5 separate regions of the Mus musculus genome follow, and regions 1, 2, 4 and 5 are each linked to region 3. The links are chromatin loops, found by intact Hi-C in ENCODE. Cell type or tissue: gastrocnemius. All regions are shown on one strand. Links, peaks and the distances in the headings refer to the core of each region. The heading gives the core; the rest is flanking DNA.

Region 1 (5,000 bases), core at 1-5,000, 320 kb after region 3:
AGGAAAACACAACCAAACAGGCAAAAGAAACGAACAAAACCATCCAGGATCTAAAACTGGAACTAGAAACAATAAAGAAATCACAAAGGGAGACAACCCTGGAGTTAGAAAACCTAGGAAAGTGATCAGGAGTTATAGATGCAAACATCACCAACAATACAAGAGATAGAAGAGAGAATCTCGGGTGCAGAAGATACCATAGAAAACATTGACACAACAGTCAAAAAATGCAAATAGTAAAAAGCTCCTAACCCAAAACATCCATGAAATCCATGACACAATGAGAAGACCAAACCTAAGGATAATAGGTATAGAAGAGAATGAAGATTCCCAACTTAAAGAGCGAGTAAATATCTTCAACAAAATTATAGAAGAAAACTTCCCTAACCTAAAAAAAGAGATACCTATGAACATACAAGAAGCCTACAGAACTCCAAATAGACTGGACCAGAAAAGAAATTCCTCCTGTCACATAATAATCAAAACAAATGCACTAAACAAAGAAAGAATATTAAAAGCAGTAAGGGAAAAAAGTCAAATAACATATAAAGGCAGAACTATCAGAATTACACCAGACTTCTCACAGAGAGTATGAAAGCTAGAAGATCCTGGGCAGATGTCATATAGACCTAAGAGAACACAAATGCCAGTCCAGGCTACTATACCCAAAAAACTCTCAATAACCATAGATGAAGAAAACAAGATATCCCATGACAAAACCAAATTTACACAATATCTTTCCACAAATCCAGCCCTACAAAGGAAAATAGATGGAAAACACAGACACAAGGGGTGAAACTGCACCCTAGAAAAAGCAAGAAAGTAATCTTTCAACAAACCCACACAAACATAATTCCACCTCTAACAACAAAAATAACAGTAACAATCACTTTTCCTTAATGTCTCTTAATATGAAAATTAATATTACCAACATATCCTAATCAATTGAAATTCAAAAATATGAGGAATTAGAAATTTGTTGGCTATCATCCAGCCTCTCTAATTTGTTAATTGGAGAAACAGATCCAATATTGTACAATCCATATACACTTTCTGCTTGTTTGTACATGTCAGGGTCTTGCTGTGTGCCATATAATGGTCTTGAAAGCATGCTTCTCCTATCTCAGCCTCTTTATTAGTAGGATTGTTTCTTTGATGTTTTTACCCTATACTGTGGTTTTCAGAACAGCTAACATATTTCAAAGTTATTTATACAGCCAAAGAAATATAGACAATTAATTTGGGAGGTGGCTTGTAAGAGAACAATAAAGAGTGAAACTGAATGTTTTGCTTATAATTACTGTACCAATTTTGAAGAAAAGGACCTTATAAGTTACTCTTTTTCTGAGATGAATACTTTTCAAAATCATTCACAGCTAACGAACCAGAATCTTACCCTCACCTAATGTCTGTGCCACCCTCTAAGCAGAAACACTGTTCATTGAAACAGTTGATGAATGACTTTATGGATAGACCATCTTAATACACACACCATTTCTTAAATGAATGTAACCTGTTCCCAGTGGGCTGAGAATGATACAATCACTCAAGTCAAGTAGCTTTGACCATTGCAGGAAATCTGTATCCAAATAATCATGTCTACAATTCATCCCTTGGCGCAGCAGAACTGTCAACTCTTAGCTTAGCTACTATGGAGGTAAAATCCTTTGGTGATGTGAGGGACACTGAAGTACAGCCTTACTACAATGAATTCCAATGTCTAAAAATTATTCTTACTTTGAGTTTGTACCACAGTAAGAGCCAAGATTTTAAAGCTCTACTAAAAATAAAATAAAACAAAACAAACCAACAAACAAAAAAGTAGAGTGTACTTTATATTTCAATTAAATTATGTTCCTGTGTTCTCATCAAAAGCAAAAACTGCCAACGTGTCGAGTATTGAGGAGTTTCACAGTAAGTTCTCCACAATATAATTTTTTTCAGGGAGAAATAACCCTGAAAACCCTCCAGCAAGATTTGTCCTATTTTTAGAGACTTAGAACACTGAATTTCAACATATAGTCTTCAAAGTTGTCAAAGGCTCACACTAGGCAACAAGGAAGGTGGTTTTGTTTTGTTTTGTTGTCAATCTTGCAATATGTTTTATACAAATAAATGTGAATTTAAGCCGGGCGGTGGTGGCACACGCCTTTAATCCCAGCACTTGGGAGGCAGAGGCAGGCAGATTTCTGAGTTTGAGGCCAGCCTGGTCTACAAAGTGAGTTCCAGGACAGCCAGGGCTATACAGAGAAACCCTGTCTCAGAAAAAAAAAAAAAAAAAAGTGAATTTAATGTAGTTAGTGGTATAGGAAATTCAATTAAAATGAATAAAAATTAATTATTCTTGATGATATAAAGCTATAAAATACTTTTAAATAAATTAGAGAAAAAGCTATCATGTTTACATTCAAGGCAAAATTTTTGCAGCTTCTCATTCTTCTGTACTATAAATTATTCATACTTGATTCTACTGTTCTATACATTAAAAGTTTTATGAGAAAGGAATTATTTTGATCAAACACAACAAAATTCAAGTTAACAAACCATAAAAGAATGTGGAAAATATAATTATCTGAGAATATTTCACATATAAATCTTAACAGTTTAACATATGAACAGCTATGTATCAATCCTGCCATCTACTGTCTCAAATGTGTAATTTTACACAGTTCAAACTAAATAAAGTTTAGCTTGACTCCTGCTCAGTTGTAAGATAGTGTGGCCTAACATGGAATTTCCATTCATTACAATTCTACTAACCCAGATAAATGACTGAAAAGAAGGTTCTATCCGTCATTCATGGCTTTCAGAATAAGAACTGAGTCCTCTGTTATTGGGGAAATGTTACTTATTAATATTCATAAATTTTTAGTTCCTGTATTTTCCCAGCCTCACAGTTAAATTAATTGTGATTTCTGATTTAGCAGTTTTCGTTTCAAGCCAGTTCTCAAGGGATTATATAATATGTATGTGGAAACAGGATTTGGAACATTTTTGCCACCTTAAACTAGCAACTATGATGATAAGTCTGAAGAACATAATTTGTCCTTTCCAAGTCAGTAACTGGCATACTACACAATCGATTAGTGACTGCTTCCATAAATTTGAAAGATGCGCCACCATTGACAGTAGAAAGTGTGCCTAGCATGTGGCAGTGCTCTAGGTTGGATCCTCTGCAGTAGAGATCAGAAGGGTCCAGGATGCTAAATTGATTTTAGTTGCCCTAGGCCAGTGGTTCTCAACCTGCGGATCACGACCCTCTAGGAGTCAAATGACCATTTCACAGAGGTCACCTAAGACCATCAGAAAACAGATTTTAACACTATTATTCATAACAGTAGCAAAATTATAGTTATAAAGTAACAACAAAAATAATGTTATGATTGGGGGGTCACAACATGAGGAACTGCATTAAAGGGTCACTGTATTAGGAAAGCTGAGAACTATTGAGAACTGAAGCCAACTCATGGATATGGTTTTTAAAGGCTCCAACATCCTCTCTACCCAGCTGACCTAAGCTTTGATAACTTGTTACCTTCTTTTTAATAGTTTCTTGATTATAACTATTATTGATAAAGTAGGCTACACAGGTTCAACAAAAACAAGATGTAACCCAAAACTGTCTGTCTCTACCATGCATCTGAAAACCCACATAAAAACAGAAAAGGTAGAAACCCCATTCCAAAGAAAACTCCAACCATTTCTGGGATTCCCTGATGTTTCTTTTCTATGGAATAATACTTTGAGCAATACTTCTCTCACGTTAAAACTTGCCCTTCAAGTTATCTATAGTGCCACTCTCTCTTTAGAAGCCTGCATCACCCCTAGAGTTGTATTTCTCTAGCCTTATAGTTAACTTCCAACACTTTATCTCATTCCATTGTTTTCACTGACTGACACGAGAACTAAAACACTAGCTAGAGTCTGAATATAGTCTTTATATTTGGGGCCTTCTCAGACTTTACCACCTTTAAGAATTACTGCCTACACTGTCCTAAACATACTGCAACAGTTCTTTCTTGATTTTAAAACTACTTCAAACCTTGTCCAAAAAGAGGGGATGCTTTACACTGAAAAGGTTCTCAGAGTTTTACCTTGAAACACTGAGTTCTTGGTAAGACCTCTTACCACTGCTGCGATCCCACCTTGAACAGTGCTCATTAGTCAGCAACGATGAGGCTCCAGAGCTCCTCCTCAGCTGTGGAGTTGGGAAACTGGTTCTGCCACTCAATCCCTGTCAAATAATTTTAAAACAGCTAAATTATCATCCTTTAATATGTTGCATATAGTGGCACATCACAAATAATATAATATGTACAGGTAAAACAAACTTCACTTTGAAAATCTTCCAACTTTCTACTTCCACTTCCAATTTCCACATTTGACATTGTTAACTATTTATTCTTAATCAAAAGCTCCTGAACTCTTATGACAAACTACACTTTTTTCATTTTTACATTTTATTCATAGTTTCAAGAGTGAAAAAAATCAGAGCTTAAAAAATGGTCGTGGACAGGAGCCTGATAAAGCTGTCTCCTATGAGGCTCTGCCAGTGCCTGGCAAATACAGACGTGGATGCTCACAGTCATCTATAGGATGGAACACAGGGTCCCCAATGAAGGAGCCAGAGAAAGTACCCAGGAAGCTGAAGGGGTCTGAAGCCCCATAGAAGGAACATCAATATGAACTAACTAGTACCTTCAGAGCTCCTTGCAACTAAACCACCAATCAAAGAAAATACATGGTGGAACTTGTGGCTCTAGCTATATTTGTAGCAGAGGATGACCTAGTGGGTCATCAATGGGAAGAGAGGCCCTTGGTCCTGTGAAGGCTCCATGCCCTATGCCATAGGGGAATGCCAGGACCAGGAATGGGAGTGGGTGGGTTGGGGAGCAGGGGGAAGGGGAGAGGATAGGGGATTTTTGGAGGGGAAACTAGGAAAGGGAATAACATTTGAAATGTAAATAAAGAAAATATCTAATAAAAAAGGAAAAAACGAT
Region 2 (6,242 bases), core at 754-5,753, 240 kb after region 3:
CATCAGATTTTTGGGGGACTAGTATTTCATTGAACTTGGAGCACATTTATCTATCTAAATTGGATGTCCATTAAACCTCTGAGCCTGGCCTTTTTATATGGACTCTGGGGACTGAACTCAAGAGTTCACACTTGTGTGGAAAACACTTGAGTCAGCATCTCAAAAATGTCTCCGAGGTAATTCTAGAAGATATTAACTGAACTTAACCAAGCACAGAAAGGCACTGTACATTCTCATACGTAGAAGGCAAATAATCTCATAAATGCTGAGACCACAAAAACAGACCCCAGACGCTGAAACCTCTGAAGGAAAGGGAAAAAGAGATTGACTGTCAGCTGTAAAAACACAGTCAGACAGGAGTAGTATATCCTAATATTTAGCCCAGAGGGTGACCATGGTTGATAAGAAATAATTGTATACTGCAAAATAGCTAAGAGAGGGGATTTTGAAGTTTCCAACACAGAAAATGATAACTATTTGAAATGATGGATATGCTAATTACTCTGAGTTGATTATCACACATTATACACATGTTTCAAAATATTATGCCATCACCCATAAGTATGCAAAATTATGTATCAATTAAGCTTTTAAAAACATTTTAAAAAACAAATTTAAATTTGATCTTTTTTATTTTGACAATTTAACTCATCTATTTGTTTCTTCTGGCCAACTTGATGGCTATACAATTCACATAAGATTAAATGTATTCATTTTAAATTAATAGTTTGGTAAGTTTTGACAAACAGAATCATTATCAAAATCAAATAAAAGCAAAGAAAAGAAAGAATAAAGTTTAACAACTTGTTTCACACAAAAGCAAAGAGAAAAGGAGAGAAGAACACGCAGGACAAAGGGCATATGGGACAAAGCCAACAAAAACAGAAAACTATCTCAATTACATCAGGAACTGTTTTTAAGCTAAGTGGAGTTAACATTCCAATTAAAACAATGGCCAGCACGAGCATGGTGCTCAGGGTTAGAGCCCTGTGCTTTGGAGTGACAGGCAGAAGATGAATCCAATGCCATTTGCAGCTATATAAGGTCTGAGACTAGTTTGCTTACATGATACTTTCTATCAAACAAACAAACAAAAGAGATGACTATATAAAAATCACTATTATATCCTGTTCACAAATACGAGAGCAAACCAATGAGAAAGGATCTGCCAGGAAAACAGTAGCTCAATGCACAGAGCATGGCTACACAGCATCAGATAAACTAACCTGACACAAGAAGTATTACAGGTGATACAGGAGAGCTCAAAATCCTACAACACATGGAACAGGAAAATCCTCACACTTTCTGTGCCTGTCATAGGGTAGACTGTGGCTTCATGATACAGACAACAGAAATAGAAAAGATAATGCACATTGTCGAGGAAGTTAGCACATCCTTCTCAGTAGCCAACCAAGAAAAAACAAAAACAACAAGAGCCTTGGACCACACCATTAGGCAATGTGCCTTACTGAGAGGTTACAGAATATGTACCTATTCAAGTAGACCTAACACATTTACCAAAAGAGGCACATACCATAAAGCGACTCTCAATTTCAAAGAATTAGAAGTGAGAGTATTTCTTTCATCATTACAAAAGATAATTTAGAAATCAACAAAAGTAGAAAATACACAAATAAACTACAAACTTAATAGTGCAGTTCTAAGTAACTCATGTGTCTAGGAGACAACCACCATGAGAATAGAGAATGTTCTGAAAGAAGAATGGAAACATGACCTGTTGGGCTCTGTGGAACAACTAAAGATAACAATGGGGGAAAAAAAATCACTGCATATTTCAAATGAAGGCTCAAGAGTTACTTCAACTTCCATCTTAAAAAAAAAAAAACTAGAAAAAATAGATCATAAATTAAACCAAACACAAAGGAAAGAAACAATAAAGATAAAAATAGAAAATAATGAAGTAGCAGAAAAAAAAATCAGCGAAGCCCAAAGTGGCTTCTTAGATTAATCAACATAAAATAGGGCACACTACCAGAGACCACACAGATGTGAAATGGTACGAAGAGCACAGTATCAATAACTTGGCCAACCTTGACAAAACAGACATTTACTGAAAAACAGACAAGTTGCTAAAATTTACACCTCAGGAAATGGAAACTATGAGTAATCGCTTGTCTGACAAAGATGTGTATGTGTAGCTTGGCTCCGGCTACAAAGCAAACTTCAAGAAAGGAATATACTCTACCAAAAACCTAGAGAAGCATCGATGAACCTCCCAGCTAATCCCACCAAAACTTGTGAAGACATTACCAGGACAAGAAAACTAGAAGCAAAATTCTCCCACAAATAGAAATGTAATCCTAGACAAACAGCAAGAGCAATAGGAAGCCAATCACAGAACTAGACAGCCTGGCCCTGAAGCCCACCTCGGCCACTCCTGCTCCCACAGCGTGGGGGAGGGGACTGCTCGGCCTGTGCTTTCTCACCTGTACATGGTGTTTGTGCTTGAAATACAGATTGGTCTTTCCATCCAAAAGTCAATTTAATTTACCACTTAAACAGAATAAAAGAGATGCCCCATGCAGTTGTCTCTGTATATGTAGAAAGGGGTTTGACAAAACCCAAGACTCTTCTGGATAACATTTAAAACATTATTATTTTGAAAAAGAATATTTAAAAATGTCATTGCTATCACCATTTAATGTAATAACAGTGAATTCTTTGCCTCTGGGTTCTCAGACAGCAAATGCATATACCATCACCAGCTCTTTTTCAACATTGTGCTGAATACCAGCAAATATCCCTAAGGCATTTCTGCATCAATTAAGCCTTAGCGACTTCACTTCTTTCCCTTGAACTTAATTATTCAGGAATGAGAAATATTTCCATGAGTTCACATCAGTTTCCTCCTCAGGGATTAATCACACTAGCAAGCACTTGTTATCTAGATAGCTTTCTGTCGCCATCTGGTGGCAAAAAACAACCAGCCTAAGGTTTAATCCTTTAACTCAGAGATTGAAGAGAAAAGCAATCAAATTGATTGAAAGGTAAAGAAAGAGAGAACGCAGAGCAAGTCCAGGACCCTCCGTCAAGTCAGGCCATGCACTTCCCTCAGCCCTTGCTCCATCTCTGCAGATCACCATGAGCAACAGGAGTATGTTAGGAAACTCTGGACCCAGATGACCCAGGCCCCAATGCCCAGCTCTACTGTTTACTAGGTTTGGGCTTTTAAAGTGATCTAAACTTGCTTGCCTCAGCTTCATTGTCCATAAAATGGAATAATACTATCGTCTACCTTGCTAGAATGTGAGGGTCCAAACTGCCAGTATGCAGCACTAAACATACTGAAAAACCAGTCAAGTGCTGTTGGATTTTTTTTTTTGTCTTTATGAGAGAGGGTTGCAGAACACAGTACTTTGAAAGTCATATTAGCAATTACTATAAAATTAGGTATGTTAGCCTGATCATGACAACACTAATTCCAGTCCTTGTGAATGAATGTATACCCTGAACTAAGGCTACACAGAATGTAATTTGTCTATACAACTGAATAGTACTCATCCATTAAAAATAATAAGATACTAAGACATATGTTATAATTAGGATGAAACATTAAAACATAATGCTATATGAAAGAAACCAAACATAACTGGCTGCCACTGCATAGTTCCTTTAGCACTATCCCTTTCAGTAGATGGTGTTTAAAGCCCTCCTCTTATGTGGGCCTGACTTATGACTTGCTTCCAAAGGATAAAATATGGAGAAAACCAATGTGACAGTGCAGAGAGCTTTCAGGAACGAAGCTGAGACCACATGTGACGAGCCCTGTTGATGTTATGAGAAGGGTTCTTCACTTCTCTGGTGCTCCTTCCCAAACCCCCATGCTAATCTAAATGTGAGGGGAACATTAAGCTAATCCAAATTGGGGAAATTCTACAAAATGCCGTGCCAGAACTCCTCTAAATCCTTAATTTCACTAAAAAGAGGACAGGGAGCATTAAAAAATATGAAAAACTGCTATAGAACAATGGAAACAGGATGGCAAACTGCAGTGAAGCAGCATGCTGGATTAGATCTTGGGACATAAAAATGAAAACTGGAGAAGAAACTCGGAAACTTCGAATGGCTCTTAGAATGTTGTTAGTAGTTAGCATCCGATATTACTCACTTGATTCAGACCAATGAAAAATAGTTATAGAAGATGGCAAAGTAGGCGACAAGTACTCAGGAACTCTCGATCTCCAAACTTTGTTGTAAATCTAGGTTTATTCCAAAATTAAAAGTTTTTTTTTTTTTAAAGAAAAGAACAGGATGAACTGGAATGAGCTTGTTTTGCATACAGATGTTAGATTAAGAGGTTGTTTTACAATAAAGAAAAGGATCTAATTGGTATATTTTCCATGGAAATGTTTCTAGTTGATAATGATTCTCTCACAAATCCAAGGAAGTCACAAGTTAAGTTTCCCTACAACTTGCCAAAAAGAGATGAATGGTAAATACAGGGTCAGGTCCTATACACTGAATAATCTCAATGACTTTTAAATAATCCTATGCTTTAAATTAAAACCATTTAGCCAAGTAAAGCATCATATGTCTTTAATCCCAGCACTCAGAAGTCAGAGGCAGGCAGATGTGAGTTTGAGGCTAGTATGGTCTACTATTGAAAGAAAGAAAGAAAGAAAGAAAGAAAGAAAGAAAGAAAGAAAGAAAGAAAGAAAGAAAGAAAGAAAGAAAGAAAGCCAGCCATTTAAGGACCCTAGATGCATTAACTCAGTGTCACAAAAAAACCTTGGTCTTGCCCCTCCACAAACATGTGACATGGCCTCGTGCCTAATAGAGCTTTGAATATGGGTCACTCCCTGTCTTATTTGGCCCTCCTCTATGACCAACACAGCAGTCTCTTTCTTCCAAAAGTATCCGTTTAGGTCTAAGGGGTCCTAAAACACCAGACAAAGGCCTTGGAAGCCACACTTTGGTCATAAAATGAGTCTTCATAATAATCCCAGCTCTGCTCGGCCAGTCTAACATCACAAACAGATGGCAGCACCACCAGCTCCCTTCTCAACAGCGTCTAAACCTGCCATGTGAGATTTGGTGAGGAGCCTACTCCATGGGACCAACACGGTTAAGTGAAAAACTATGATATGGGGGTTAGGAGACGCTAGAGTTGAGAAGCCTGTCCCCATGGGAACTACATAGAAAGTCCCTATGGCTGAGTTGTATCATTTAACCATAAATATAAAAAGACAATGGCAAGAGTCATTAGAGAAAATAACTCCTACAGAAAACCCTTCAAGTCCAGAACTCCCTTCGGTTCCTGATTCCCAGTTCCCAGAAACCTGGCCAAATTGTTCTGCTGACTAAACACAGGGCCAGGCCACAGTGCAGGATGCATATCTTTGCCCTGAAACTAAACAGCCCTAGATCTTAGCAGTACAGGGATCTTGGTACCTACTAGATGCACACATGCCCACAAGACTAGACATATTTCATATCTGTGTACAATGTTAGGCTTGAAACACTTACAGCTTGTAATGGTTCTCCTTTACTTTGGGGTGCCCAAGGATACAACTAAGACCCTTCCTCTTTTACTGGATTCTTCTCTTGCTTCCTACAACTGGGTACATGTGGTTTCTCTTCTGGGCTTCAAGCCCACATTTCAGAGTGTGAGAGTGTGCTTAGGATCAGCAATAGCCATGACAAATGGTCTCTGTGAGTCAGTACAGGCAGCAAGAACATAAGCACAGAATGTACTCTGTGCTCAGAAGGGAGGACACTGAAAGTTCGGAGTTTGGGGGCCTCTTTTAGGTAAAGCTTCAGGACTGTGTGTGTGTGTGTGTGTGTGTGTGTGTGTGTGTGTGTGTGTGTGTGTGTGTGAGCTTCAGGACTCTGTGTGTGTGTGTGTGTGTGTGTCTGTCTGTCTGTCTGTCTGTGTGTCTGTGTGTCCTGAGATACTAAGAGAGTAACAAGTGCTTTTAACCTCCTAACCCCCTTGCTAATGGGCAAGTTCACACATACATCTTTAATTAAGAAAGGGAGAACAGGACTGGTCTCTCTTTTAGGTTAAAGATGAGCAAAGATTTGGGCCAGAGAAGAATGTCCTCACCAGCCCTGCAATAACTAACATGCATTCTCTAGAGATACCCCAGACATTATTTGTCCCAATCCATAAGGCAAGCCTTCACCTTCCCTTAGCAAGTGTGAAATAAAGTCTCCTTGTGGGTATGAAAGAAATCTAGGTTGACCAGATGCCCATATATATTTCACAGCCAGGATCTCTG
Region 3 (6,242 bases), core at 581-5,580:
ATCTCCATCTAACACTGTGCTCGCCAATGCAGTCACACGAGAAAAGAAATACTGGTTGCAAGGAAGCAAGCCTGCTGTTCTTTATGCTGTTCTTTATGTTCTTTACAGGAGGTTTAGATGTGCAGAAAAATGTGAAACACTCAGCACTCTACTAAAATGTATAAGCAGATTTAGCACAACCACAAAATATCAAGGATATTTTCTGTGTATTAGCAGGATGATTTCCAAAGTGGTCATTTAAAGTACCACTTACATTACCATAAACCATAGCTATGAAAAAAGATTTAAAAGATGTATGAGGGGTCAATCCTTAAAGTCTACACTAAGGAGTAAGGTGCGTTATGTTCATTGATCAGATTGTTTTAATTGTTTGAGATGTCAAACATATAGAAATATAACGAACTCTTAATTAAAGTATTGGCAGGTATTTTGTAGACTCCAACAAGCTGGTTATAAAATGAATATAGAAATCTAAAGATTTGCCAATATCGTCTTAAAGAACAGAGAGTACTTGTACAATTCAATATTGAGGGTTTTTTTTTTTTTTGGACTGGGGTACTCAGTGTTATATTGGTAAAAGGATGGTCCAAAAAGACTAACAGGACAGACTATATCCATCACTTTGTTTACACAAAAGAATCACTTCATGTGAAGAAAGTCTCAATAAGGAATTTTCTAGACCAGATTGGCCTGTGGGACATGTCTGTGGGAATTTGCCTTGATTGGTAGATGATTTAGGATTAACTGTTAACTGCCCATTTTAGGTGGCACCAATCCCTAGGCAGGGTCTTCTGAGCAATATAACAAAGGAGGAAACCAGCTGAGGGCAGGCAAGCAAGGATCCATGCATTCAATACTCTCTTTCCTTGACTGATTATATGATGTCACCAACTGCTTAGAGCTCCTGCCCTGGGACAGCCCAACCCCCAGTGACAGACTGTAATCTAAAATCACCAACTCAAACACTTTCTCCCCTAAGCTGCTTTCTGTCAAGATATTTTATCACAAGAACAGAAACAAAACAAGGACAGTGTCAAACAAAATACAGGAGAATGTCCTGAGCATTCTGGAGAAAGCAAGGATTTCTTAAATAGACAGAAGCAGCACTCACTATAAAAAGGAAGATCAATAAATAGGACCTTAACAAAATCAAGACTTTCTATTTATCAAATGACAACATTAAGAGAAAGATAAAGCAAACCACAGGCTGACAACATTTATTCTCGCCATCTCTATCTGAAAAGGGATTTGTGTCTAGAATACATTTTAAAATTTATAAATCAATAAGTCAAGACAAACGATCCGATGTTTTTAAATGAGAAAACATCTCAGACTGTCGTTTCAAAAAAAAAAAAAAAAACACAAGACAACCAAATGGACAGCAAGGATATGAAACAGTTCTCTGAATCGTTACTCATCAGAGAAACAAACTTCAAAATCATCATAAAAGATGAATTTGTGCCTGAGTAAGTCAGAGGCAGGAGACTGTCTCGTAAATCTACAAACATGTTCATCTGTGCTTCTGAACTGATCTAAGAAGAGGCCCCAGCCCAGCTCTGAAAATTGAACACGCTCATCATCTCCACAGGTCTTTCTGTCCGTCTGTCTCCCTTTCCCCGTAAGCCTCATCTTTTTTCTCACAGCCCTTCCCTCTCTGTGGGCAATCAACAGGCCCGCCATCACTTGCTCTACACGGTCAGTACCAGAATGTCCAAGGAAGGGCACGCTTCTGGTTCAGTTCCATCCCAATCTGCACTGATGCTCACAGATGTTCACAGTCTCCCATTTCCTTTTGCTGCCAGAAGCCCTGTGTCCCCTGCTCCCAGTGACGCTTCTCCACTCAAAAGCCAAAGGGTAGCCCAGCATCACATTGCTGTGTGTGCCAGAAGCATCACCTCCGCCCCCAGTCAATTCCCCTTTGTAATGTCCCCTAAGGTACAGCCTCTCTTCACCACAGAACTAGCATCATCTTCACAGAGAATTTTCCGTGTTTCCTGAGTCCTTTGGAAGAAATGCACACTAAGTAACATTTTATCCACAGACCAGAGTCTTCTCAGCCCTGGTTGCCCCCACACAGAGAAGGAAGGGAGCGTTCCAAAGCAGGGCACCGGGTCAAAAGGCTGCAAGTTCTGCTCCAATGGCTTCTCGGGAAGCATCCGCGCACACCCAGGGGACAGACACACCCAGGGGACAGGTACCAGAGTTCCCAGCCGAGAGAGCTCAGCACCATCTCGTTTTCCTACTTCACATTGTGTCTTACAAAATCCATTCATACTCCACATGCTACCAGAAAACTTACTAAATGCTATTGGGAAACATCCTCTGGTTCCTTAGAGAGCCACTAGCCACGAGAGAACAGGCATCCGTGCTAATGCCAGCGTGGCAGCCTCTACCCAGGAAGCATCCCCAGCCTTGACTGCTTGCTCTTTATCTCATCTGTCTCACACTGGCTATGCATCCTGGACCACCAGTTCCTCTGTCTGCTTGGAGATGCAATGATTCGAGTCTGAAGAGGGAGAGAGAAAGGAGAATCTGGCACAATGCATGAGGCCCTAGAGTGTAATGGGACTTAGCTCATATCCCACAGAAATATATTCAAATATGTTAGCCATTCTTTCCTTGCTGAAGGACCCGCCCCACTCCTCCATCTGCTGCCTTCACTTCACACAGGACCCTGAAACTGCTGGCAGAGGCTATACCTCACGTCAGCCCCATGGCTGGTGGTAGGAGTGTGTGTGTGTTTGTGTGTGTGTGTGTGTGTGTGTGTGTGTGTGTGTGTGTGTGTCTGAGTCTGTGTCTGTGTGTCTGTGTGTGTGTGTCTGTGTGTGTGTCTGTATGTGTGTCTGTGTCTGTGCAAAGAAATGCAAGCCATTTCCTTGGCAAGCCAAAGGGTGACAGCATCTCCAGCCCCCCACCCCCCACGCCAAAGGGTGATGAGTGGCAGGGAGCATGCTCAGTCATGACCTGGGAGACAGGAGTGTTCTGCCCAACAAACATTGCGCAGAGTCAGAGGCCAAGCCTGATGCCTGGGCTGAATCCCCTCTACCCACAGGATGGAAGGAAAGATGACTAGCTGTCCTTTGACCTCCACATGAGCACCGTGGCACGTGTGCATGGTCACTCTATAACACATGATTAATTAATTAACTGTAAAAGATACATAGCTGATCCTTTGGGGAAGCCTCAGGATTAGGGGCTAGGGGTACAGTAGATTGCAAGATCTGTCTGCATCTTTCACCTAGAGGATCATATTCCTGTAAGAAACGTTGGTTGTCTTGAATTTTAACCATTCCCCCTCCCTCCTTGTATGTCTCAGGATATATTTTCTGGTCCTAACTGCTGATGGTGGGGCCCGTAGCCCAGTAGCCACAGCACTTCCAGGAAAATGCTGCCTCGCGGCCTGGCAGGGCTGCCAGTAGAGCTCTTGTCCACCAGGGGCCGCTGTTGCACAGCACATGGTGTCCCACAGAGCCCCAGTGTGAATCACTTAGGTATCCAGACTGCCTTGCAGCTCCAAAGCTTCAAATTCAGGTTGGAACCGATTGGCAGGAAAGCTGCAGCTCCCAGCTGGCACTCTGGTCAGTACTGGCCCACCATGTCAGTGATATCCTAGTAAAAGCAGAGGGAAAGTACACGGGATGGGAATGGGGGTGGGGTGGGGGTTTGATTCCACCCTTTCAAGCCTTAATCCTCTCTGCTCCTACCCAGGAGACAGACTGAAGTTAGACTGTAAGGGAAAGGAATGAGTCACACTCTTCAGAGAAGACTGGGTCAAGGTTTTCCCCTTCTCTGCCATGCTCCAGTCAGAGCTGACTGTGGCTCTGAGACGCTGGGTTCAGTCCCAGCCTGTTCCCAGGGCAGCTGAATTCATTGTCAGTTACAGGGTGGAAGCAAGACTTGAGTCCCAGAGAGGAGAGGGCAGGATCTGGGGGGTCTGTTTTCAGAGTAGCCCGTCTCTTAATCAAGAGCTTCTCCTGAGAAAAGAAGGGTCTGTGGGTCAAATCATCCAGAGGCCCCTCTCCCCACACAGCCTCACGTAACTATCAGGACTGGATCTAGCAAAGTAAGTCGCTGGCTGCCTTGTGCTGGCTGCCTTGTGCTAGGGCCGCACACTGTGGCCACTACTGCTGCTTTTGAATCGTGGAGGGGAGAAGGGATCTAAGTGGACGAGAGAGGACAGAGAGGACAAGCACGGGGCTCCCACTTTGGCCCTGTGCTTCCTGTTGTCTACCTTTGTCAGTCTTACTTGAACTTTTGTAAATCGGAATGGAGGTAGCCACCACTCCCTGCCTCACTTGAATAACAACTGTGAGATTCAAAAGGGCAACAGGATGGGAGAAACTGCTTAATTTCTTTTAAATGTACTATTTCTGACTCATGACCACCGAGCAGAGCACAGTGGGGAGAGACTTCTAGTAAGCAGGCAATGGAGCCCTCCCCACCGCTACCACCACCGAGCCCACTTCCTCCTGCCCAGGGTCTTTGCCTAGACCTCCCTGTCTCTATTTTCCATGCACCCCAGAGCGTGAAAGGTGAGCTGGCGTGTGATGTAAGCCGCAGTTTCCCTTCCCACGTCCACCCACACCTCAGAGACTTTTTCCTTGGACTTGAAATTAAGCTCTTCTGCTCTCCCCTGATCATCCTTAATTTCTTTATCGATTTTCATTAAACTCTCCCTTTGGCTCCAGGACAAAGTAAACTAACTCCTTATTTCCCCACAAAAGGGGGGGGGGTGATTGGGTAGAAACAAAAGAATGTTCTTCGGGAAGTGAGACTTTCTCTTGTCTAAGGCTAAAGGGAAATTTCTAGAACTGTCTTGAGAGCTGGCTAAAGTTGGCTGAGCACTGGGCTTGGAAAGTTCCTAACCTCTTACAGTCGTAGACCTGTGCCTTTCTGTTCTGCAGGTACCCAGCTCCTCATCTGAACCATATGTTCAGTTAGCACTAGTCCTGATCCTTGGTCCCATTCTTTGAGCCAGCAGTACCTGGCCCTTACTTTAGTCACACCTGGAACTCTTCTGTGGCTGTTGCAAAATCCTTGGCCCCCAGTCTCTTTGGGGGACAATGCAGAGTCTCTCTTGACCACCATGTAAGACAAACAAGATAGACATAGGCAGCATATGTCCCATGCACAGATTCCAACTGGAGACTCAGCGTATTGCTACCCTCCACCAGGAGAGGTAACCATTTCATTGCACAGAAGATGCCAAAAGTCAGAGGGAAGTAACTATCTCCTTGGGACTCTTTCTTCCTCCACAAACCATGCAGTTCTTAACAATGCCAGTCTGTGGTGTCAGGAGAGCAGCTCTGATCTGTCAACCTTGGGAGTTGGGAGTGTCTGCTCTCACTCCATTCTGGGATCTGGGTCTCCCAAATGTGGTCCTGAGAACACTACCATCTCTCTGGGCTCCCCTAATTCACTGAGCATGGAGCTCCTTAGAGACACAAAGTACCACAGATCAATGACCAGCCACAGTGTCCTTTGCATCTCCTATGAATGCTTTCCCCTGCACCTCTGTATACCCACTAGAACTAAATCTCCACTGGCTTTTTGGTTCTCTTTCACCAGGAATCCAGGAATTCTAGAAGTAGGGAGCCTCCTTCAAGTCACAAGCCAGCCTCCACTCTAGCTGTACTTTTGGGCTCTCCACACTTGGCCTTTGGAGCAAGCTGCTTGCCTTCTACCCTGAGCCTAACACAGGAGCAGTTAGTAAGACATGACTATCTGCCAAGGACCAGGAAAAGCATGGCTGACTTCTAGAAGTGTACTGATCCTGGTACCAAAACAGAGGGAGCCTATGGCTGAAGTAAACTAGATTTCTACAGGGAAGACTCCACAGGCCTTTCTAGAGAGACCTTCCCTAAACCAACACCTTGAGCCTAGCTCCAAGGGAACAATCCCTTTGTAGTCCCTATTTCAGAAGGGCTACATCACTTCCTCCTATAAACAGTAACCTCCCAGAGTCCAGTCTCTTCCAAAGCCCTTACCAATAATACTGCCCTGCCCACAATCATGAAAACTGTAATTCAGTCCCACTGTGCACTAAGTGCCATGCATACAATAGTCCCATGAGATTTCAGTGTTTTTAAATCAGGAAAATGTCCAAGAGGCTCAGGAAGTTATCCCAAGTAACTTGCAAGTTCTTCAAACTTAATAAGCATAGAGAATCAAGTTTAGATTCAACAGCCTGCCTCTCAACCTCTTCAGGGCTCAGCTGCACTGGAGAGATGGCTTCCCAACAG
Region 4 (6,242 bases), core at 691-5,690, 86 kb after region 3:
ATTCCCAAGCAATGGCTACTTCAGAACATGGTGACTTCGCTATGAATGAAATTCAGCCTCGCAAGAGTTAAGTAACAAAGGTCAGGCTTTATGAACTTCATTCCAGGTACAACTGTGATTAGGGCAAAGTCTTGGACTTTGAGTGTTCACAGACCAGTAATAGAGAAAGATCTGGTGCAAAGACAGTTAGGAGCACAGAAGATTTATGATGTCCATCATAGAAAGAAGAGCACATATGCAGACGACCCTGGGTATTTGGGGAAAATCTGTGAGAGCTCTCCTCTGATGGATACTATTCTCTTGGGGAAATAGGAAATAATACGGGTGACGGAGTAGGTTGGGGATGAGGAGACAGCAGGAGATGGAAGTAAGTGGAAAAGCGAATGACTATAGGCATGTAATATGACAATGTGATTTCCAGGCAGCACTAAAGGCCTAATTAAGGCTCTTGGACTCAAGAAATTTAAAATGAGATAATCATATGACTGTGTGTTTACCTTCTGCCTTGAAGGTCCTTAGTCCAGTTGCTGAAAACTTCTCTAGCACATTCTGAAGATGGACACCTCCAAGGACAGGCTGACTATCACTTTCTGAGACCGACCCTGTGTTACCCTAAGTAGATGTGACTAAAAGTACTTCCATGTTGAGCTGATATTGCCCCCAGTCTGTTCTGCCCGTTCATAAACCTGAGAGCCTGCTGCTGATGGGTATGACCTATGTAGCTCTCTCTATTCTTGAATCTGCACATTCTCAAACTCATTCAGAACGTGGCCCCGTATCTAAATGGTGAAGCTGGAGCCGACAACTACACTACACAAGTAGGAATGCGAAATGGTGCATTGCCTATAAGTCATTTCACTAGGCAGTGCCACTACTAGGAAAGATAAGACTTGGTACCGGGCGTGGTGGCACACGCCTTTAATCCCAGCGCTCGGGAGGCAGAGGCAGCAGATTTCTGAGTTCGAGGCCAGCCTGGTATACAAAGTGAGTTCCAGGACATCCAGGGATATACAGAGAAACCCTGTCTCGAACCCCCCATCCCCCAAAAAAAGACTTGGTATCACAGTAGATATAAATTAAATTAAGAAGATCCCAGATTGTGCCCAATTACATTCCCTAAAGGAATAACGATGATTATTTTGGAAGAATTTTGTTCCACATATGATTATTACAGTATTTTTATGAATTTCTGAAAACAATTTCTATGTGTTTAAGGGATTGAATAACTTAATGCTGGCACACATTTTAATAGAAAGTGAAAAGAAAATTTTAAAAATGAAAAATAGAAGAACACAAAATAGAACAGAAAAAATATACACTGAGAAGGGGAGCCTCTTCAGCTCTTTTCCTATTGCTGGATGTGCTATTCTAGGGGAGAAAGGATTTGTTCCAGCCCACAATTCAAGAGTGCCATCAATTAGGGTGGGGACATGAAGGCAGCAGGAGGTTGCAGCAGCTGGTCACATCACAACCACGGTCAGAAGGAGAAAGTGGCACACACCTCTGCAGCTCTGCCCACTCACTTTCTTCACTTACACAGTCCAGGATCCTAGGTAGGGAATGGCACCACCCACAGTGAGCAGGTCTATCCAGGATCTATGAGATAATCCCCACAGCCATTCTCAGAATCCTGTTTTCCAGTGATTTCAGATTCTGTCCAGTTGATAATTAAGACTAACCATCACAGGCAGATTTCAAAGAAGTAGCTTTTTTTTTTTTTTTTTTGTCTTGTTTTGGTTTGATTTTTTTTTTTTGTTTTTTTTTTTTGTTTTTTTTTGTTTTTTGTTTTTTGGTTTTTTGGTTTTTTGGTTTTTTGGTTTTTTGTTTTTTTTTTTTTTTTTTTTTTGAGACAGGATTTCTCTGTGTAGCCCTGGCTGTCCTGGAACTCACTCTGTAGACCAGGCTGGCCTCGAACTCAGAAATCCGCCTGCCTCTGCCTCTCAAGTGCTGGGATTAAAGGCATGGGCCACCACTGCCCAGCAAGAAGTAGCTTTGATATGATCTATTTTTTGTAAATATGTACATAAGATATTTTTTAAAATCTTCCTGTACACCCCTATCTGCTACAAAGATAATCTGTTCAATTTTTCTTTACTTTATTTAAAATTAAAAGAAGAGTTGTACAAATGCATGTCATTTAGCAAGACAATCTGATGTTTTGAAACATTCGCTGATGTGTATCATAGTTACTAGCACATCCATCCAGCTTGCGTCTTTAATATTTCTCTATGGTAAGGCATTCACACACACACAGTGATGGTGCCAACTCGGCCCACTCTGTGTAATGGCAGCAAAACTCACCCTTCTGCGAGATTACAACTTTCTGTCCTTGACCAGCTTTACCTTGATGGTGGCCATTGTTCTACTCCTGACTTCATGAGATCAGCTGTTCTAGACTCCACATATAAGTGGGTCCTGTGACCCGTCTGTCTATGTGTATCTATTTTATTTTGCGTCATGTCCCCTACCTTTACCCATGCTGTCACTGGTAACAGGACCAAATCCTTTTGTGGCTGAATAGCATTCCTTGTGTATCTGAACCTCTTCATCATCTCATCTGCTGATGACACTCAGTGTTCCCTAGCTTTGCTAAAGGACCAGCTGCAGTGAACAGGGGCCAAATGTCCTTCCCACACACTGGCTTCATCCCCTTTGGACATGAACACAGTAGTTGGGCTACTGAGACTTAGTGTATTTTTCTTTTTAAGGAACCTCTGCACTCCTTTGTAATAGCTGTACCGATGATGTACATCTTCCCCAACCATTATACCAAACTGGTAATGGTGGATTTCTCTAGGTGATATGATAACCAAAGAACAAAAGCTTATTTCCTTTCCTATAATTTTCCAATTTTGTGTATCAAATATATGTGTCAATTTATCATTAGAAAACCAAACTTTTTAATTTTTTTAATTTTTTTAACTAAAAAGCAAGCCTCAGTCGTACTTCTACACTCAATCCCGACTAACTCTTCCACAAATGTCCCTATTTTTGCCTTCAAATCACTCCCCAGCTCCAACCAAAAGGTCACTAAGTCTCTTCTGAGCCCAGACAGCATTCTAAGATACACCCAGGAGGCAAGAAGCCCTGTCAAAATGTAGGGAACTCACTCGTTTTGCGGATGCACCCCACTTTTGCATCCCTCCATCCCCTGCACCCACATCTGCCCCCCCTCCGCCCCTGCCCCAGCCTTTGTCATTTTGGGCTAATCAAGACTGCACAGCGCAGTCTCACCTCCATTTCAGGCCTCTCAGGCAAAGCCTCCCAGACAACAGCAACCTTCCAGCCTTCTCTAAAGATTCTCACCTGCCATCGGAGTTCTGTGTGTCTTTAAGAGATAATTGCCTCTGCGAAGGGACATAGGAAGAATTAGAGATGAATCTGGGAGACTTGTCTTGGACCCTACAGGGTAGAGGGGATCCTGGTAAAGCAAGCTGACAGTGTGCTGATGCGCCCCCTGGTGGAAAAGAGACTGCAATTGGGGAGGAAGGCTATTTTAATATGCTACCCACCCCCCAATCATCAATTTTTGTAAAGTCTTTTCCTTGTGTCTTTTAAAAATCTACCTATATCTCACATTTAATATAACTTCTACATAGCCACATAATATCTGGACTAAATTAAATCAACGATTGTGTAAACATTCACATAACTATTTTACCACTTTTTGAAGCCAATAAAATACTCTTGGTAAATGCAAACATTTTCATGAGTCTTTGAAAAGAAAATGTAGGCACTTGGCTCATAGCTGCAATAATTGAGGAACAAGAAGATCACACACCTTGAATGGAGGTTTACACGCTTCCTTACCAGTAACCCAATGGCACGAAGACAGCAAGAGTGGGGACCAGCAAGGTGACTGACCCCAGACTGGTTTGGGCACAACCCAAAGCTATGAGGATTCCTGGGAATGCATGAAGCAAGCTTCTGCAAACTCGTGCCAGTTTTTATAACCCAGCTCACATAGAATAGAGCCGCACCGACAGCACGGAGCAGGGAGGACAGGGAGGCAAATGGAACAGCCTCTGCCTGGCAGAAGATCAAGCCTGATAAGAAATATTGTACTTGACACAGAGGGAAGCTAAGATAAACCATGAAGCACAGACTGATTCAACTCCTGGATGAGGCTTAAATGATGAAAAATCAGAGAAGACAGTATTTTTTTTTTTTTTTTTGGCCTTTTAAAAATTCTAATGCACATTTCAAAAAGCTAGAAAAAGAGTTTTGAATATTTTCTTTTTTAAAATATTTTTTATTGTGTATTTTCCTCAGTTACATTTCCAATGCTATCCCAAAAGTCCCCCATACCCTCCCCCCACTCCCCTACCCACCCATTCCCCCTTTTTGGCCCTGGCGTTCCCCTGTACTGGGGCATATAAAGTTTGTGTGTCCAATAGGCCTCTCTTCCCAGTGATGGCCGACTAGGCCATCTTTTGATACATATGCAGCTAGAGTCAAGAGCTCCGGGGTACTGGTTAGTTTATAATGTTGTTCCACCTATAGGGTTGCAGATCTCTTTAGCTCCTTGGATACTTTCTCTAGCTCCTCCATTGGGGGCCCTGTGATCCATCCAATAACTGACTGTGAGCATCCACTTCTGTGTTTGCTAGGCCCTGGCCTAGTCTCACAAGAGACAGCTATATCATTGTAAAGAACGTCCAGCATTTGAGGAGACAGGTATGCTTAGCCAGATTTAAATTTTATACAATATATTGCTATACTAAAATATCACACGGCATCCCATTAGCCTATACAATTTTGTGTTTTGTACATTAGTTTATAAAGAAACCTCATGTAGGCTAGAGATATGGCTCAGTGGTTGAGAACTCACCCAACAGACAAACGGACAAATTTTTGGACTGTAACAAAATCCTTTAGCCTGGCTGGGTGGAAGCAACAACTTTCCAGCACTGACCTTTAGGCTGGCACATCAGAGACTGAGATCCAGGGTTTTCGCTGATTGTACCTTTTTGTTGTGTTCTTACGTGATGGAAGGGAGAAAGGGTCTGACCTGGGATTCATGATAAGGGCACTAACCCCATTCATGAAAATTCTACTTCCTTGACCTCCCAACACCCTTTCAGGATGAAAACACTAAGTTACATAGGAACCGAAAAGTATCTCCCAATGGGTCTAAACCTCCATTCAAGGTGTGTGATCTTCTTGTTCCTCAATTATTGCAGCTATGAGCCAAGTGCCTACATTTTCTTTTCAAAGACTCATAAAAATGTTTGCATTTATCAAGAGTATTTTATTGGCTTCAAAAAAAGGTAAAATAGTTATATGAATGTTTACACGACCGTTGATTTAATTTAATCCAGATATTATGTGGCTGTGTAGAAGTTATATTAAATGTGAGATATATAGATTTTTAAAAGACATAGGGAGAAGACTTTACAAAAATTGAAGATTGGGGGGATGGGTTAAAATAGATTTCCTCCCCAATTGCAGTCTCTTTTCCACCAGGGGGCGCATCAGCACACTGTCAGCTTGCTTTACCAGGATCCCCTCTGCCCTGTAGGGTCCAAGACAAGTCTCCCAGATTCATCTCTAATTCTTCCTATGTCCCTTCGCAGAGGCAATTATCTCTTAAAGACACACAGAACTCTGATGGCAGATGAGAATCTTTAGAGAACCAAAAAGGGCTTCTATGAAGGATGTGCAACCAATATTACACTTAACGTGAAATATTCAAAACTCCCTCCTTAAGAAAGGAAACAAGGCAAGAATGCTCACATCTGTGATTTCTACCCAGTGTTCTATTACATGTTCTTGCCAAAGAAATAAATGAGAAAAACTAACTAAATAAAAGGCATCCAAACAAATTGGAAAGAACTAAAGCTACTTTCACTTGTAGACAGCATTATCTTCTATCTTATGTACAGAAAATCCTAAGGAGCAAATGAACACATTTATCAAGGCTTCAGAAAACAAGATCATTATACAAGTTGAATTGTATTTCCAGAAACAAGCAATAAACAATTAGAAAAAGCATTAAGCATCATGGTGCATAGCCATGGCAAAACAAAAACAAGAAATCATGTTCTATTTAGGAAACAAAAAGGAAACTCAGAAGTTCCCTCAGGTTTTTATAGCAATTTTCTCTTGCACAAACTAACCAAGTTTCTACAAAAATATACTTATTTTTATCTAACCAGGTGCCTTAATGACTCAAGAACCTCCCACAGATCTCACTCCTTAAAGGTTACAATAATACCACCCCCTAGGGGGCAGATCTCCAA
Region 5 (6,242 bases), core at 476-5,475, 520 kb after region 3:
AAGTAATAATCTATATGTGGTAATCTATCTATAATCTATGTGTCAGCGGACAGTTTGAGTCTTTCTACTTTTTAGCTATTCAGATACATGTCCTGTGTGGTGAAACACGTCCTGTGTCCTGTGAGTCTCACCAGCTCCCTCCAACTCCCAGTGGTTTTCTGCCCCATCTTCAGTGCCTTGGTCACTCTGCCACCTATTCCCTCCCTCCCCACAGAGACCCTGTCACTGTATGGAAGCATTCAGCTGTCCTCCTGCCATTTATCACAGGTGCTGCTAGGTCCCCACTGCCTCCTCTGTGTCATCCACTCAGTCCTTCCCATCAGTGCTAAAGAGCTAATGTGGGCAAGAGAGACTACTGGAAAGGAGTTTCTAGTAGACCTAATACTGCTACATCAGGGGATCAGCACAGACCCAGCTTATATAGTGAGAAAGGGGTGGGCCTGTGGCTAGGGAATTCGCACCAACCATGGCATAGTCTTTCATGCAAATGAAGGATCTTGTTTGCACCAGTCACAGATCACCACCAAGGGAACCGATCCTGCACTTGCTTCAGTGAAAAGTGCCACAGGGTCAGGAGAAGTTCTCCAAGGCTTGTTTTGCTTAGAAGGCAGCTTTCAGAAGCTGGTGTGGGCTTTGTGGTGGGGTGATGACTGGAGTGTGTGCTCAGCTGTGGCTGTAGGGTCTTCCTGACGCTGGAGCACACTCCAAGTAATTGTAAAGTGTCTAAAATAGCTGGGCTGCCACGAGGACTGTGCTTGGTCAATAGTTCCACACTGAACAATGTCAGGCGCAAGGGAAGGGACCATCAAATATCATCTTTTGATGGTTTTAATTATTCATATAAAACATTAAGTGGGTGCTTACAAGACTAGGGAGCTTACACTCATTAAAGCACTTGGTGTGCAAGCATGAGAGCCTTAGTTCATATTCCCAGCATCCTTGTAGCATTGGCACAGTGACACACACCTATAATTCTAAGCACTGAAGATGCCTAGTACTCACTGGGCAGCCAGTCTAACCGAGTCAGTGAACTCCAGGTCCAATGAGAGATCCTGGCTCAAGCTCTGACCTCCACATGCATATATGTACATGTACCTGTTCACATGCAGATAGAAATATGTCCACACCATACCCACACAAAATGTGCTTATAATAAAGTCTTTAACAATGCCAATAAGTGCCTGTTTAACTCCTGCCTGGGTGTCCCTGGGTGAAGTAGATGCATCTGTTCTGGGTCTTGATGAACAACACTGTTAAGAACATTGGTGTGGAAGTTGTCATATGTACTTGTTAATCTGCCTAGGGCTCATACTTAGGAGTAGAGTTTCACAGTCACGTGGTATCTCTAGGTTTAAACCTTCGGGAAACAGCTGGAGTGTACTTCAAAGCAGTTATACCCTCTTCATCACTGGCCGTGTATTTAAAGACTCTGCTTTCTCCGTGTCCTCTCCAAAACTTGCTATCCTGTGTCCTTTTTATTATAACTAGCATAGAAGGCATGAATTCAGCATCTCATTGTGGGTCTTGTTTTCATTTCTTTAATGTTTAACATTTTTCCATGTTCTTAAAAGTCATGTGTCTATCTTCTATGAAGAACTATCTAAGCTGTCCATTCTTTAATTGAGTTATCTCTACTGTTGAATTATAAAGCTCCTTATATGTTTCAAATACAAAGCCCTTATCCGATGTATGATTTGCAAATGTTTTCTCCCATTCTGCAAACTGTCCATTCACTTCCATGATGTTATTACTTATAGCATAAAAGTTCTAGTATAGGGCCAGGTATCATCATAAAGGACACACCTTTAATCCCAGCACTTGGGAGGCAGAGGAAGGCATATCTCTCTGAGTACTGGGCCAGCCTGGCTTACATAGTATGCTGGCTAGTTTTATATCAACTTGACACCACCTATAATCATCCAAAAGAAGGGAACCTCAAGTGAGAAATGACTTAGGTTGTATGCAGACAGCCTGTTGGCTATTGTCTTAATCAGTGGTTGATGGGAGAGAGCCCAGCCAATGTGAGTGGGTGCCATAGTGAGTTCTAGTCCAAAGGTAAAGTGAGATCCTATCTCAAAAGAAAAATTAATTTGTGGGCCGAGGAGATGGCTCAGTGGGTATGAGCACTTGCTTAAGAGTACTTGAATTTAGCTGCCCCCCAGTCCTGAGGCCTGGGGTGACTGGAAGAAAGACACCCAAGCACCCACCTAGACCCTGAAGCAGGTGTCACTATAATGAGCAAATAAGTGATAGAGAGATGGGGGGGATGGAAGCCAGGATGGAGAGATGGAAGAGAAAGCAAAGCTGGGCGGATTACACACTGTGGAAAGAGGCGATACTGGAGATGATACTGCAGTGAAGGACAAGTAGACATGAAGAGCTTGTGCTGATGTCTGGGTCTGGCTGCTGTAGCTGCGGGTCTCTGCTGATGTCTGTGGCCCATGGTGCCACCACAGTCCCTCCAGATGACAGTGGTCTGGGCTGCTGCCTGAGACCATGTTGATATCTGGGGGTCAAACTGACACTGGGGGCCAAACTGATCTGGGTGGCCTACTGAGGCCTTAGTGACATCCTGACCCAGACTGTCACCGAAGGCACTTGCAGTCAGGGCTGTGTTGATGGCCAAGGCCCATGTTACTACCAAAGGCCATTATGGTCCGGGCTGCCCCCAGGGGCCAGGCTGAGGTCTGAGCACTGTGCAAAGCTGTCCCTGCCCCTCGCCTGAAAGCTGTTTCTGTGGCATAGATGAAGGATAGCTGGCACCACCCCTCATCTGCCACACAACATCATGGGCCTAAAGAGATGCCTCCCAACCCCTTGCCACCTGTAGCTAGCAGGAGAGCTGGCCCCACCCATCAACTGCCACAACACTCTGGAGAGCTGGTCCTGCACATCGCCTGGGCAGCACAGTTGAACTAACGCTGGTGGCAAAGGCAAGGATGAGCCAGACCGGAGGTTATGTGAGAAGGACAGCTGGCCCAGTCCCTTGATGGCTGCAGCGTTGGGTGAGCTAGCAGGGCCAGTGCTGGAGAGCTCCCCCTAGTGGTGTGGATGCCCAAGAGCAAGCAGGCTAACCAGATCAGCTACCACCCAGACCCAGGTCCAGGGCTTTGAATTGGCCTGCCCCAGAATCTACCCCATCTATAAACTGCAGGAGAGCACGAAGGCCCTGGTTCTGCAGAACCAAAGCTTCAGGACCTCCATGACACAGGGCAATGACAGACTATCCAAGGAGTTCTCATGAGGATCTAGTAGTGATAGTGTAGCAGAAGCCTCAAACCAGACCAATGGCTCACTGCACTGAACATTTGCAAGTGAAGATGTGTGGACAAAGGAGTATGGTGTGGAACACACCATAACACACTACAGCTTCCACAATGAGACATTTTTGTTTTGTTTTGTTTTTACTTTTTATTTTTATTTTTTATTTCCTTTGGGGGACAATGTAGCAAGGGTAGGTAGGAAAGGACCAGGAGATGAGTGGGATTGGGGTGCATGGTAAGAAATTCACAAAGAATCAATAAAAAGTTAAAAGAAAAATAAATAAAATTTTAGAATATTCTTCCTAGGGACCACATGTGATCTTTGACACAGAGAAGGAGAACTCCTGCTCTAGAGGCGGACACTGTCAGTTTCTCCGAACCTCACTTTCCTCTCCTGTAAAATGGGTGAGAAAGGTTGAGTCCAAAGACGCTCCCATTTTTGTGCTGGTATTTACTGTGCAGATGTTGAGTGGAGAGCCCTGCAGCTTCCTTACTTATGTCAAGTCAGTAAAACCGGCTGCTTCTGGTTTGTTTGTTTTTTTGTTTTCCCCAGAGGAAGCCATCCTCTGGGACTTGAGGGAAGACTCAGCCAGAGCTCTGAGGAGTACAGCGGGGGTAAAGGTGACACAATACGGGAAGGAAACCAGCTCTTGAAAAGTAGTCAATTACCTTCAACAAGCTACCAACAAACTGGCAAGTTTGTCTTGTTTTGTTTTCAGGTAAGGCTGATTGCCAGCTTTTGGAAGATAAAGTGGGCTAGATGGCTGGGTTCTGGACAACCCCAAATGAGAGAGGAGAGGAGACGGTTAAGGTAATGTTAGCAACAAAAGAAAGCTTGCAACTGAGTGATTATCACCCAAGTCATCAAAAGGAACAAAAATGAGAAAAACACAACAAGGGATCTACCCTTGTCCTTTAAAGGCACTTCTACAACTGTATACTCCCTGTCCTTTGCCTTTTGAAAGGAAATGTCACAGGGCATAGTGGCACACTTACGTAGGCCCAGCACTTGGGAGGCCAAGAAAAGAGAATTATGAGTTCAAGGTCAGGCTGGTCTACAAACAGAGCAAGTCCCTCTCTCTGGGGTTGGTAGGTGGGGGTAATATTATAGAAGATTTAAAAATGAGGACAGGCTGAGTCTCTTTTAAAATGAGAGATAATTTATAATTTCAAAAACTTTAGCTGCAAGTCCTAAAGCAATTTAATGCATTTAATTATTTCTGGAATCTATTTTCACATGGTAAAAATATTGATAAAGGTAAGCTATGCCCCACACACACACACACACACCCTCCATTATATATGAAGTGAAGTGGCACAAGCCTGGAATCCCAGGATGATCAGAATTCAAGGATAGCCTGGGCAATTTGGCAAAGTCCTGCCTAAAAAATAAGTTAAAACGCTTTTGTGGGCCATGGGAGTGTGGCTGAGTGGTGGGTTCAGTTCTTAGAAATACACGCACAACAAACGACAGCACTTATGAGATATTTACACAATGAAGATAGCATATTCTCCTGACGAACGGAAACCAGCCACCCTGATGCCAAAAATCATGCTAAATTCTCTGCGTACTCCCCATAGAACATGTTGGCATCCTTTTAAATGAACAGCCCTCTTCTCAAGGAAAGGAGAAAATCCTAAGGGGCTCCACGGTCAGGACTCCAACTCTTTTCACCTTAGCAGGACTCGGAGTTCCCGCTTTCCAAGAGGCACCACGATGTGGGAAAGGCGAGTGTGGACAGTTAGGAAGCGGTATCAGAGCTCACAAACCCCTGCTAAATAGTCACAGGCCGGCTGGGCAGGGACTGTGTCAGTGAGAGCCACAAGGAAACTGAAGTGCTCCTGAGGCAGCTAGGCTGGCTGGTGGCCAGTCTCCTTCCTGGGTCAGAGAGGCTCGCACAGTTCTGTGAACACTGACCCTCCCCCACCCCGCACGAAAACCAAAAAAAAAAAAAAAAGCTCCCTGGACACAGGGTCTGTTTTCACCTTTGTAAGTGAAAAGATTGAACTAGATTTCCATAGCGGGTCAAGGGACAGAGGACAGTGAAGACCAGAGGAGTACGTGCTGTGTGCTGCGTCAGAAACTTGCAGGCTTGTTTGGAAAGACTGAAACTAAATAAAGACTTATTAGCATAAGACGAGCATTGTGAAATTTGGTCAAAGGATTTTATGCAATGATGCTCTTAAAAAAAAAAAAAGCCTTCATGGCGATGGAGAAAGTAGAGAAAATAGAGCATTTTATTTAAGGGAGGAAACTTGTTATGTATCAACTTGTATGTTTTATGCCAACTTAGACACTAGACCCTGGGAATGGTCTCCTGAGTTTGGCTTTCTCCCACGAAAGGAAAGTAAATTTCTTTTCACAAAGCTAAAGTGTACTTTTAAAAAAAATTCTTTAAAAAGAATAACCAACACTAGACAACTTAATCTTTTTTTCTCCTTTTTACCAGTCTTCCTCTTTAGCTGGGCTTATCTTCAGACGTGCTAAGAGGAAAGGCTGACGTCTAGCCACACTTGGTTCCCTTTTTGCTTTTGTAACATTTTTTTCTCACATTTCCTCTATGGTGCTAGTATTTTATTGTCCCATTGCAAGCCAAATAGCATCAATTTTTAGTGAGAAAGCAATTATGGAACTGAAAAACAGACATTGACACGCAGAACTGGTGTGCTTTCTGCTCTTGGCATGTGGGTGGTCTGGGCTTATTTTCTAGAAGGGTGCACTGAACCTCTGAACCATGACATCGAGGCAGTGATAGTGCACCTCTCCTGGGGACAGACTCTTTCCCAAGCGCCTGTAGTGCACTGTGTCTTTCAGAGGAAAGAGCCCTGAGGACTGGTTCCAACTGGGAGGAGTGTTACCCAGGCTAGCCAGAGACAACATGGCTGGATGCACAGGCCCCGTGTTCATGATCTTTGTCCACCACAAGGAGACAGGGTCACGGTGCAGAAGGCAACTCGGTGCATTTATACAGAGGAGCA

The links. A loop is a pair of places that touch in the nucleus more often than their neighbours do. Peaks named below come from ENCODE experiments on the same cell type or tissue, not always from the same donor. Only the 100,000 strongest peaks of a DNase experiment are listed, where the experiment ranks them.
Region 1: a loop joins it to region 3, with 7 times the contacts of the local background. A loop is called at or near these places in 16 of 42 quality-filtered maps.
Region 2: it touches region 3 in a loop (5-fold over the local background); 26 of 42 quality-filtered maps call a loop at or near these places.
Region 4: it touches region 3 in a loop (12-fold over the local background); 33 of 42 quality-filtered maps call a loop at or near these places.
Region 5: a loop joins it to region 3, with 2.9 times the contacts of the local background. A loop is called at or near these places in 5 of 42 quality-filtered maps.

What each region holds. Positions count from the first base shown.
Region 1 is chr7:114,497,146-114,502,145 of GRCm38, reverse strand. Pde3b (phosphodiesterase 3B, cGMP-inhibited) reads right to left here. Exons shown (of 16, transcript NM_011055.2): 4 at 4,095-4,234. Among named protein-coding and RNA genes, the nearest start is that of Cyp2r1, 63 kb to the left of the region's middle. In gastrocnemius, for the core only: a CTCF peak has its summit at 2,643 (motif pointing left); no DNase peak of the experiment used is centred there.
Region 2 is chr7:114,577,278-114,583,519 of GRCm38, reverse strand. No RefSeq gene overlaps it. Among named protein-coding and RNA genes, the nearest start is that of Cyp2r1, 17 kb to the right of the region's middle. In gastrocnemius, for the core only: a CTCF peak has its summit at 2,937 (motif pointing left); a DNase peak (open chromatin) is centred at 2,941.
Region 3 is chr7:114,814,928-114,821,169 of GRCm38, reverse strand. All of the region lies in intron 7 of Insc (INSC spindle orientation adaptor protein), which reads right to left. Among named protein-coding and RNA genes, the nearest start is that of Gm24982, 14 kb to the left of the region's middle. In gastrocnemius, for the core only: no CTCF peak of the experiment used is centred there; DNase peaks (open chromatin) are centred at 2,945 and 3,445.
Region 4 is chr7:114,729,116-114,735,357 of GRCm38, reverse strand. No RefSeq gene overlaps it. Among named protein-coding and RNA genes, the nearest start is that of Insc, 14 kb to the left of the region's middle. In gastrocnemius, for the core only: CTCF peaks have their summits at 3,274, 3,476 (motif pointing left) and 5,471 (motif pointing right); a DNase peak (open chromatin) is centred at 5,494.
Region 5 is chr7:114,291,687-114,297,928 of GRCm38, reverse strand. No RefSeq gene overlaps it. Among named protein-coding and RNA genes, the nearest start is that of Psma1, 19 kb to the right of the region's middle. In gastrocnemius, for the core only: a CTCF peak has its summit at 3,047 (motif pointing left); DNase peaks (open chromatin) are centred at 2,977 and 5,118; H3K4me3 peaks cover 754 bases; H3K27ac peaks cover 1,879 bases.